Linked DNA regions of Homo sapiens: region 2 is linked to region 1. A link is a loop called in an ENCODE intact Hi-C map of the cell type or tissue named here. Cell type or tissue: breast epithelium. All regions are shown on one strand. Links, peaks and the distances in the headings refer to the core of each region. The heading gives the core; the rest is flanking DNA. Region 1 overlaps LPIN1 (lipin 1). Region 2 overlaps LPIN1 (lipin 1).

Region 1 (5,373 bases), core at 72-5,071:
TCCCTGGACTGGGTCATGGCAGGCGGGAGTCCTCCAGCCCTCCTCTCTCCACTCCTTGCTGGGCTTCATGGGGTCATGCCATCAACCCTCCTCAGGCCCTTCAGGGACGTGGCACCTCTCAGTGGCCGTCCAGTCTCTGGAGCCTCTTCTTTTCCAGCTCTGACTTATACTCCAGGGCTGAGTCCTAGACTCTCTTCTCCTCTCCCGTTTATTCACCTGATGGTTTGGCGGACTCGTGAAGCCACGTGGTTGCAAATACTGCCCAAACAGGAAGGATTTGCATGACGTAACTTCCAGTCCACCCCGAGACTTCACCCCTCCTCCTGGTCCACACTGCTCCCATTCTTCAAGGCAACTATCCCAGGACACATGTGACCACACTGACAAAACCCCCACCTCAGGTCACCTACAGACTCCAGGAAACACCACGTGTGTGAACCTGTGGCTCACAAACCTGCTGTGTAGAAAGGTTGGTTCTGGGAGCTTTTCCTATCATTCAGTGGCGCTGTGATATTATGATGTAATAGGAAATATATATTTTGGTCTTCATCCCCAGATCCAAGCCAGAACTCCTAAACCCCTTATAATTTCTAAGTGATCAGAGTGATAGGAATGTCTTTTGTTATGATATTTCATTTTCCTCCCCTGCTCCTGAAATAGCTCCTTAGCTCCAGAGCAATAAAGGTGAAAGGAGTGTCTTCTGTCATTCATGATAAGCCCTCTTCACCCACACCAAAGTTTAATCAGAGGACTCTCGGAGGATGGGGGCTGGACCACAGCTGCCAGAGGAACAAATCTGTAATGAGAGTTGGTGCCTTCAGCCACTCCCCACCCACCCACCACCCCACCCCCAACCTCCAGGGAGGGAGAGGGGAGGGAGATTAAGTGTAATCAATGGCCGATGAGTTAATCAATCTCGCCTTTGTAATAAAGCCTCCATAGAACCCGAAAGAAAGGGGCTCAGAGAACTTCCAGGTTGGTGAACGCGTGGCAGTGCTGGGAGGCTGGGGTGCTAGAGAGGGCATGGAAGCACCACCGCCGCCTCCACCGCCTTGCCCTGTGCACCCTTCCATCTGGCTACTCCGGAGTTGCATCCTTTATAATAAACCAGTGACAATCAGTAAACTGTTTCCCTGAGTTCCGTGAGCCGATCCACAAAGGAATGAACGCGAGGAGGGGGTCATGGGAACCCCCGATTTATAGCCAGTCAAGCAGAAGCACAGGAGGCCCAGACTGTGACTGGCATCTGAAGTGAGGGACAGCTTGTGGGAACGAGCCCTTAACCTGTGGAATCTGATACTAACTCCAGGTAGATGGTGTCAGAATTGAATTGAATTATAGGCACCCAGTTGGTGTGCTCCGAGAGCTGGAGAACTGCTTGGCGTGCAAGAGACACACACACGTTTGGTGTCAGAAGCGTGTATGAGAGTAGAGGAAATTGTATGGTTTGTTTGTTCTTTTATAAGCTACATTCTTAAGGCCAAGGATAAAGCCTTGGTCTTTCAAGTTAAAAAAACAAAATATACCTTTTGTAAATCTTACCTCAACCCCTATGAAATAAGCAAAAGTGAGATCAGCACACCCATTTGCAAATGAGGCTCAAGAGTGGTCAAATCCCCTGCATGCAGGGGCTGGTAAGAACTGCGGATTTAATTCTAATTTAGAACAGGCCAGAGAACCAGAAGTCATGAATGATACCTACAAAGAATGCAAGAAGCCCTCCCAGGTTCATTTTACAATTTTAAATGAAGCTCTCTGTACTGATACACCTCCTCTCTCAACCGAGGAAACAAGCCCAGCCCTTAGTAAACACACTCAAGGAGGAACACACATCTGCCTTCCTTTTCACCTGGGAGTAAACACCAGAGCCCAGCTCCCCCTTGATCTGTCCTGCTAATACATCACATATATATAAACATCAAAACACACATTTTTCTAAGTTTACAAGTGGTGCAGGTTTAACTTCATGCAAAAAAGGTGCAGTGGGATGGTTCCTGAAAAGATGTACAATATAAGAAATGATTCTTTGTAACCCTAATACTTCTTATTCCTTCCACGTTGAACTTAGATTTTAACGTGTGTTTGGTAAGAGAGGTAACCCTCTAACTCTAAAACTACGTGCAAGCAGTATTAATAACATCTTTGTACAATTTCTTTCATATACGTTATCTCATGCTGACTGTCACAAAACCCTGTAGGAATGCAGCCTTTCAGATGGTAAAACCAGAAGACAGCCAAAGTGCAATGAAGATCACAGGGCTGGTGAAGAGGGGCTCTCTGGATTGACACGCCCCATTTCACCAAACTGGAACCCAGGTCTTTGGATTTTGAAGTGACCTCTCTTTCGGTTCTGTGAAGCTCCTTCTCATGTCCCCCCCATCTCTTTGCCTTCATCACCCTTGCACGTGAGCTATGTTTGTCACCGAATGATGAGACCACCTCCCCAGCAGTGAGGCCCCAACCCCAGGCCAGCACATCTACGAACTACTGTTGGTATTTTTTTACTCACAAGAAAAAGAAAGCGAGAGACATAAGGGCAGCATTAACAGAAACCTCCCCCTCCCCCTCCCCATGGTCTCCCTCTCCCCACCGTCTCCCTGTCCCTCTTTCCACGGTCTCCCTCTGATGCCGAGCCGAAGCTGGACTGCACTGCCGCCATCTCGGCTCACTGCAACCTCCCTGCCTGATTCTCCTGCCTCAACCTGCCGAGTGCCTGCGATTGCAGGCGTGCGCCGCCACGCCTGACTGGTTTTCGTATTTTTTGGTGGAGACGGGGTTTCACTGTGTTGGCCGGGCTGGTCTCCAGCTCCTAATCGGGAGTGATCTGCCAGCCTCGGCCTCCTGAGGTGCCGGGATTGCAGATGGAGTCTCGTTCACTCAGTGCTCAATGTTGCCCAGGCTGGAGTGCAGTGACGTGATCTCGGCTCGCTACAACCTCCACCTCCCAGCCGCCTGCCTTGGCCTCCCAAAGTGCCGAGATTGCAGCCTCTGCCCGGCTGCCACCCCATCTGGGAAGTGAGGAGCATCTCTGCCTGGCCGCCCATCGTCTGGGATGTGAGGAGCCCCTCTGCCCGGCTGCCCCCAGTCTGGGAAGTGAGGAGTGCCTCTTCCCGGCCGCCATCCCGTCTAGGAAGTGAGGAGCATCTCTGCCCGGCCGCCCATCGTCTGAGATGTGGGGAGCGCCTCTGCCCCGCCGCCCCGTCTGGGATGTGAGGAGCGCCTCTGCCCGGCCGCGACCCCGTCTGGGAGGTGAGGAGCGTCTCTGCCCGGCCGCCCCGTCTGAGAAGTGAGGAGCCCCTCCGCCCGGCAGCCACCCCGTCTGAGAAGTGAGGAGCCCCTCCGCCCGGCAGCCGCCCCGTCTGGGAAGTGAGGAGCGTCTCCGCCCGGCAGCCACCCCGTCCGGGAGGGAGGTGGGGGGCAGCCCCCGCCCGGCCAGCCGCCCCGTCCGGGAGGGAGGTGGGGGGTCAGCCCCCGCCCGGCCAGCCGCCCCGTCCGGGAGGGAGGTGGGGGGCGCCTCTGCCCAGCCGCCCCTTCTGGGAAGTGAGGAGCCCCTCTGCCCGGCCGCCACCCCGTCTGGGAGGTGTACCCAACAGCTCATTGAGAACGGGCCATGATGACAATGGCGGTTTTGTCGAATAGAAAAGGGGGAAATGTGGGGAAAAGATAGAGAAATCAGATGGTTGCTGTGTCTGTGTAGAAAGAAGTAGACATAGGAGACTCCATTTTGTTCTGTACTAAGAAAAATTCTTCTGCCTTGGGATGCTGTTGATCTATGACCTTACCCCCAACCCGGTGCTCCATGAAACATGTGCTGTGTCCACTCAGGGTTAAATGGATTAAGGGCGGTGCAAGATGTGCTTTGTTAAACAGATGCTTGAAGGCAGCAGGCTCGTTAAGAGTCATCACCACTCCCTAATCTCAAGTACCCAGGGACACAAACACTGCGGAAGGCCCCAGGGTCCTCTGCCTAGGAAAACCAGAGACCTTTGTTCACTTGTTTATCTGCTGACCTTCCCTCCACTGTTGTCCTATGACCCTGCCAAATCCCCCTCTGCAAGAAACACCCAAGAATGAGAAAGAAAGAAAGAAAAGAAAGAAAGAAAGAAAGAAAGAAAGAAAGAAAGAAAGAAAGAAAGAAAGAAAGAAAAGAAAGAAAGCAAGCTAGCTAGCTCATAACTGGATAGCATTACCACATCTCTGCATCCTAGCCTCTCCTCTGTAAAGGGGGCGCATTGGCCTGAGTGACCTGCAAGGTCTAATTCCAGCTCTATCCGTTCCAAGACAAAGGCTCCACTCCTTAGTTCTTAGCAACTGAAGAAGCATCTTTAATAACTGAATCGTTGCTCTGCTCTCTTGTTCTCAACTAAGGGATCCTTAGTTGTTGTTCCAACAACCTCATTTTTTAAAAGTAAGCCCAGAAACAGGAAGTGACTTAGCGAAGCTCCCCCCATGGCAAAGACAGAGCCAAGACTACAGTTTCTTCTGTGACCTTCCCACTGGATTGGTCTGGAGTATTTTCCTACCGCAAAGAATCAGAAGGTGCTTTGATATCAGCTGTGGCTTTAGCTTAGATTAGTGGTGCTTTGATATCTTTAGCTGTCCCCTCTATTGAATAACTTCTTTGCAAATCTGAAAATACCTGGATTTGAAAGCAGGAAATCTTCTCAATAATTCTCAACAAGTGACAGGGTCATGGGCTCCACCTGGCAGTCTTTTGTCTGTTCCTAGGAACTCAACATCTACACCCTGGGCCTGCCTTAAACTAAGCACTGAAAGTTTTTAAAAGGGTGAATACCACCACCTCACATCTATTAAGATGGCTACTATTTAAGAAAAAAAAAGACAGAATATAACAAGTGTTGGCAAGGATATGGAGAAACTGGAACTCTTGTCCACTGTTGGCGGGAATGTAAAATGTGGAGCCACTTCAGAAAATAGTCTGAATTCCTCAAAAAAATAAAAATAAAATTAGCTTATGATCCAGCCATTCCAGTCCCGGGTATATATCAAAAAAAAAAACTGAAAGCAGGTCTCGAAAAGATATTGGCACACCCATGGTCGTGGCAGCATTATTCATAATAGCCAAAAGGAGGCAGCAACTCCAGTGTGACAGATGAATGGAAAAGCAAAATGCGGTCCATCCATATCATGGACTATTACTGAGCCTTAAAAAGAAAGGAAATTCTGATACATGCTACTGTGTAGATGAACCTTGAGGACAGTAGGCTAAATGAAATAGGCCAGTCACAAAAGGACAAATGCTGTATGACTCTACTTACATGAGCTACCTTAGACAGACAAACTCATAGAAACAGAAAGACTGATTACCAGGGGCTAGGGAGAAGCGGAAAATAGGGAGTCAGTGTGTGTTTA
Region 2 (5,373 bases), core at 183-5,182, 62 kb before region 1:
AGCCCCAAACTGCACGTGAACCAGTAGCTACTTGCTGGAGCAGGCCGGAAAGGCAGCGTCGTAACTGGCATTAAGCCACAACTGAGGAATGCTTTTCACGGTACAAATGCACCCAACTCCTAGCCTAGAAAGTGCTCCCTTCCTATCTTGCTTAGAAATGTCAGCCCCGGGGTGGGGCAGGGGAGAAATGCTTCTCAATTCTCTCTGCTGTCAGGCCAATGATGACGCGCCAGGCTCCCAGGTGGAGCTGTGCACTCCGGGGAGACCTATCCTTTAATGGGTGACAACCAGGCTCTGCACTGCTGGCAAGAGGCTGCTTGGGACATTTTACGCTGAGGCAGAATGAATGTCCTGGTTTTCAAAAGGTGGCAGTGGCTCTCTCCAAAAGGTGAAGTTACTGAAGGTATCCGAACAGGGAAAGTCTGAAGAATGGCTTCTTTTCAGCAACGGGAAAACGTGGTCGACTACTTCACAGAGTCTCACATACCTGGAAGGAAAGGGACATTGTCACTGGCACTGAGCGATACCAGCTATGCACCCAGGGCTGCACGTAGAAGTCAAGAGAGATCTACAACCTCAAGGAGCAGACCGCCTACTTATCGACACGACTCAAGTCATTCTAGAATAATTTGTTATCGATTAATTGAAAATGAGAGATGAAAATGAAGAGTATGCAAACAAGGCATCAGAGAAGGCTCTGGGGAAGAGGTGGGTGGGACCTGACTTCACTTGAAGGACAGGTAAAGGAGATACAGCCAAGCAAAAGACGGCAGGAGGAAGTCACCATGGCCATGGGATAGCGCCTGCTGCAGGGGTCACATATGGGACATCGGGGGAAGAATCACAGACAAGGCACATCTTTGGAGCACCTGACAGAGATTGCTTCATTGCATAGTGAAAAGGAGCTGGGTCCTGGGGTTAAAGAGACATTAATTTGATGTTCAGCTCTGCCATTTACTAGCTGCGTGATCGTGGGCAAATGGCGTAACCTCTCTAAGCCAATTTCCTCCACTGTAAAGGGAGGAAAATAAAAACTATGCCACAGTTTTAAGGATAATTTAAATAAAATAACATATGCAACATTAAAATAATGTATACTGGGTGCTCAAATGTATCTAAATGACAAATTATCAACACGTCTTAGAGAAAAAAGCCCTGGTTGGCATGACGGTCAAGAGACCCGGGCTCTCCTGCTTGCTGTAACCTTGGACAATTGTCTTGCCCTCTTGGAGCCCTTCGTCTTTATAGTCTGTGGAGCTGAATTAGAGCAGGGCTTCCCAATGCTTCCTACAACGTTCTCTTGCTCTCTTTTATTTGCATGCCCAAAAATATGTTGCATGTTAGTTTCTGTGGCTTATACTATGAAAAGAAAGTTGCTATTGCTATATTGAATATGCATGTTCAGACCTCCAGGCACCTCCAAACTGAGATTCTGGCACACCCAGCCCACTGCCAGCCATCCCCAGATTCCTCCTTGACAGTCACTGATCACTGTCTAGTTCCAAATTGCTAAGAACCTAAAGGAACTTCCAAAATCCAGACTCCAGAAGTGTGCATGTTCTGAGGTATAAAATAATGTACTAAATGAAGCCGAGTGTGTATATTTAATAAAGGACCTCCAAAGGACTTATGAGAAACAGTGTGCTTGCACAAAATGGGAAAGTGACGTCTCCTAATACAAAACCAAGAGTTATGTCTTTCCTTGGGATTCAAACAAACAGACAGATTTTTAAAATACCTCCCGGCTTTAAGGCTTATTTGTCTGAGGTTTGTGGCTGCGGCAGCAGGGCCCCTCCCTGCAGGCTTGACTACAAGGCCGCGGTGCACTGGAACCAAACCCACTCTCACACTCCCTGAGCGGCCAGGCCGAGTTCCATCTGCGCGCCTCCCCCAGACCGACCTCCACACACAGTGCTCCTCCCAAGCAGGCAGAGCTTACGCACAGACACTCGCAAACGAAAGGGAAAAAGAACTGAGCTGCTCCCGCTGTGTGGCCCCAGCCTCTGAAGACATTTCAGATGACTGTCCCAGTTCTGAATGACAAGCATCTACTTGGCTCAGAAATAGCTATACCAAGTTCAGCGCCAGAGAAATGTGAGCTTCCTGGGGGAGGAGATTTACTCTCTCACAGGAACAACCCCGCCTCCAGTCCAGGTGTAAAATGTCAACATCCCCTGGCAATGAGTAAAGTCTGCAGAGCTCCACCCTAGGCCAAGCCATGGGCGAGGTGTGCATTTTAACCCTAGAGCCTCAGTCAATGCAATGACCGCAGAGGCCACCTAGCCAAACCCTCTCAGATGCTGGAGTCCCTCTTTCCATGCGTGCATGGCAAGACCTGCCACTTTCCCATTCCTGGACAGCGTCTCATTGGTTCAAAGTTCTTTTTGATCCTGATATGGTTTGGCTGTGTCCCCACCCAAATCTCATCTTGAATTCCCACGTGTTGTGGGAGGGACTCAGTGGAAGTTAACTGAATCATGGAGGCAGGTCTTTCCCATGCTGTCCCTGTGATAAAGTCGCATGAGATCTGATGGTTTTATAAGGGGGAGTTTCCCTGCACGAGCTCTCTTTCTGCCTGCTGCCATCCATGTAAGACATGACTTGATCCTCCTTGCCTCCTTTGACCATGATTGTGAGGTCTCCCCTTTTTTTTTTAATTTTTTTTTTTTTAGATGGAGTCTCACTCTGTCACCCAGGCTGGAGGGCAGTGGCATGATCTTGGCTCACTGCAACCTCCGTCTCCTGGGTTCAAGTGATTCTTCTGCCTTAGCCTTCCAAGTAGTTGGATTACAGGTGCAAGCTGCCATGCCTGGCTAATTTTTTTTTTTTTTTTTTTTTTTTGGCATTTCTAGTAGAGACAGGGTTTCACCATGTTGGTCAGGCTGGTCTTGAACTCCTGACCTCAGGTGATCCACCCACCTCGGCCTCCCAAAGTGCTGGGATTATAGGCATGAGCCATCGTGCCCAGCCTAAATCCTTTCTCCTGTATAAATTACCCAGCCTTGGGTCCATGTCTTTATTAACAGCATGAAAACAGACTATAACACAGATCCTAAATAGAAACCCAGTAGGTCCTCTCCAGCCTGGGGAATGAGAGGGGAGTGGGAACGAGACATTGTCACAGTCAGCCACTTAGAACAGTGGAGGTGGCAGAAACCGCAAGGAAGGGTTAAGAAAGGAATCAAGTTCCTGCTGTTTTTCTGCCAATCAGGAAGCAGCCTGGCACTGCCTCGCCTTCTGCAGGAGGGAACAGGGCCTTGGCTCCAGCCTCCCCTCTCTCTGCACAAACCTTGAGGACTGCTTGGGTACTGGCATGACTGCAGGGTGAGAGGAGTCTTGTGGGGCAGCCCCAGGACTCCTGTTAGCCTAGAACTGCCCTATTGACACTCAGTTAGAATCCAACTAGTTTAAGGACCATCTTGAAAGTAAAAATCTGCCCTAGAGAGAACTTATCTCTCTATCTAAAACCACAGAAGCTACATGGAGAAAACCAATCCTTAGGAATCTCCTAGAACCAAACTCCCCCAGTCTAACTCCTCCAGATAAAGAGGAACCCCTCGGGCTATCTGGGGCCACTAAGGCCAGAGGCTCTTTTGTTTTTTGAGACAGAGTCTAGCTCTGTCGCCCAGGCTGGAGTGCAATGGCACGATCTGGGCTCACAGCAACCTCTGCCTCCCGAGTTCAAGTGATTCTCCTGTCTCAGCCTCCTGAGTAGCTGGGATTACAGGCATGCACCACCACACCTGGCTAATTTTTCTATTTTTAGGAGAGACGGGGTTTCTCCATGTTGGTCAGGCTGGTCTCGAACTCCTGACCTCAGGTGATCCACCCACCTCAGCCTCCCAAAGTGCTGGGATTACAGGCATGAGCCACCGTGCCTGGCCTGCCAGAGGCTCTTTTCCAGGTCTGCACAGACCAGACCAGAAGAGGTGTAGTCTCTGAAATGGACAAGGCAGGAAGACAAGGGTCGGCCTGGGCTGATGTCACCCAGTGGGCCAACCTCCCAACAACATGGAATGAGGAAATGCTCTCCATCCTAATAAGTTAGGAACCCGAGGGGGACAGGATAAAGTCAAGAGTGATTCTAAGCACACAAGGATGCCTCATTAGAAAGAGTAATCCCATTTAGCCCACCGACTCAGAAAAACTGGGCTTTGACCAAAAATATGAAGGGAATTCTTAACAATTACACAGCAATGTCTCTGGTAAGAAACATTTGGTATGTGAAGAGATATACAGTTCCTCATCTTTAAATATAACTTCACATATTTCAGTTTGGTTATATTTCTCATTCACATTCTAGGCTTTCAAACCTAACTTGGCAAATCTAAACTACTAGTTTTCAAATTCATTCAATTCCATTCTGTAGCAGACTCTAACCACGAGTTTAAATTTTAGACCCAGAAGGGATCTGATTTAATTCCAGTTGTCTAAAAATTATGTTTTGGACAAAATACAAGGAGTTAAAATACATTTTTTCATTATAAGAATTACAGATTAACATATAGGCAGCAAAGGGGAAAAGGTACACCGCAAACTGGGAAGCACCGTTTTAAGATAATAGTACTGATATCATAATCACATAAAATGTGTACAATACTCACGAAGAGATGTTGGTCTTTGCATGTTCCTGTACCAGCTCTCCTTTAGGGTTGACGGTAAATATTCTATTCAAAGACACTCCTACTTGCTTGTATGAATACACATCCTATATTTGGTAAAGGTGATTTAAAGTGTTCATTAGAAAAGAGTTCATTGTAAAAACAAGTCCATGGTATTTCTGATTTGATGAGATATCAAATTTTCATTAACCAGAGCTCTACCTCAAAGTGGTGCAGTGAAAGAATATCCTTTGATGGGAAACTATTCAATTAGTTTTGCTCTCTGGGCCTCAATTCCCTCATCTGTTCAAGGACTGAGTTGAAGAAAAGACAACCTACCACGTCCCCGCAATTCTAACATTCCTTCAGGTTATTCTTTGACCCATATTCCTACTTCATGAAAATCTCTCGTAACTTTCAAAAGTAGGACTTTCTGATGGAGCAGTTAGTACCCAACTACATTCTCTAGAATACTTAGCTTTCCAGTAAATGCGGGCAATACATGCAAAATCTCAAAGCGCTTCTTTCATGATACGAGACAACACTAGACACTTAAAACGTGAGATGCTGAATTCGCCATTATGGTTAGGACTGATTTTGCGGTTCCCTTCTGGTAGAAAGAAACTAATCCGATTAAATGTTCTTGCTTTACTGCTTTAATGAGTAATTTGAAATTTGGAGTTTTAAGTCCCATATCTCAAGCTTTGACCCACCCGCCAACCTTCAAAGAACCCTGGAAGCCATAAGATAATTTGTAATCCCCTTGCCTTTA

What was found. Hi-C counts contacts between places; a loop is a spot of excess contacts. Peaks named below come from ENCODE experiments on the same cell type or tissue, not always from the same donor. Only the 100,000 strongest peaks of a DNase experiment are listed, where the experiment ranks them.
Region 2: a loop joins it to region 1, with 30 times the contacts of the local background. A loop is called at or near these places in 1 of 110 quality-filtered maps.

What each region holds. Positions count from the first base shown.
Region 1 is chr2:11,757,908-11,763,280 of GRCh38, reverse strand. All of the region lies in intron 1 of LPIN1 (lipin 1), which reads right to left. Among named protein-coding and RNA genes, the nearest start is that of MIR548S, 6.8 kb to the left of the region's middle. RefSeq lists an enhancer at 2,608-3,120. In breast epithelium, for the core only: no CTCF peak of the experiment used is centred there; no DNase peak of the experiment used is centred there.
Region 2 is chr2:11,819,746-11,825,118 of GRCh38, reverse strand. It overlaps LPIN1 (lipin 1), which reads right to left. Exons shown (of 21, transcript NM_001349206.2): 20 at 4,605-4,708; 21 at 1-487. The coding sequence ends at 328. Among named protein-coding and RNA genes, the nearest start is that of MIR4262, 15 kb to the left of the region's middle. In breast epithelium, for the core only: no CTCF peak of the experiment used is centred there; a DNase peak (open chromatin) is centred at 2,124.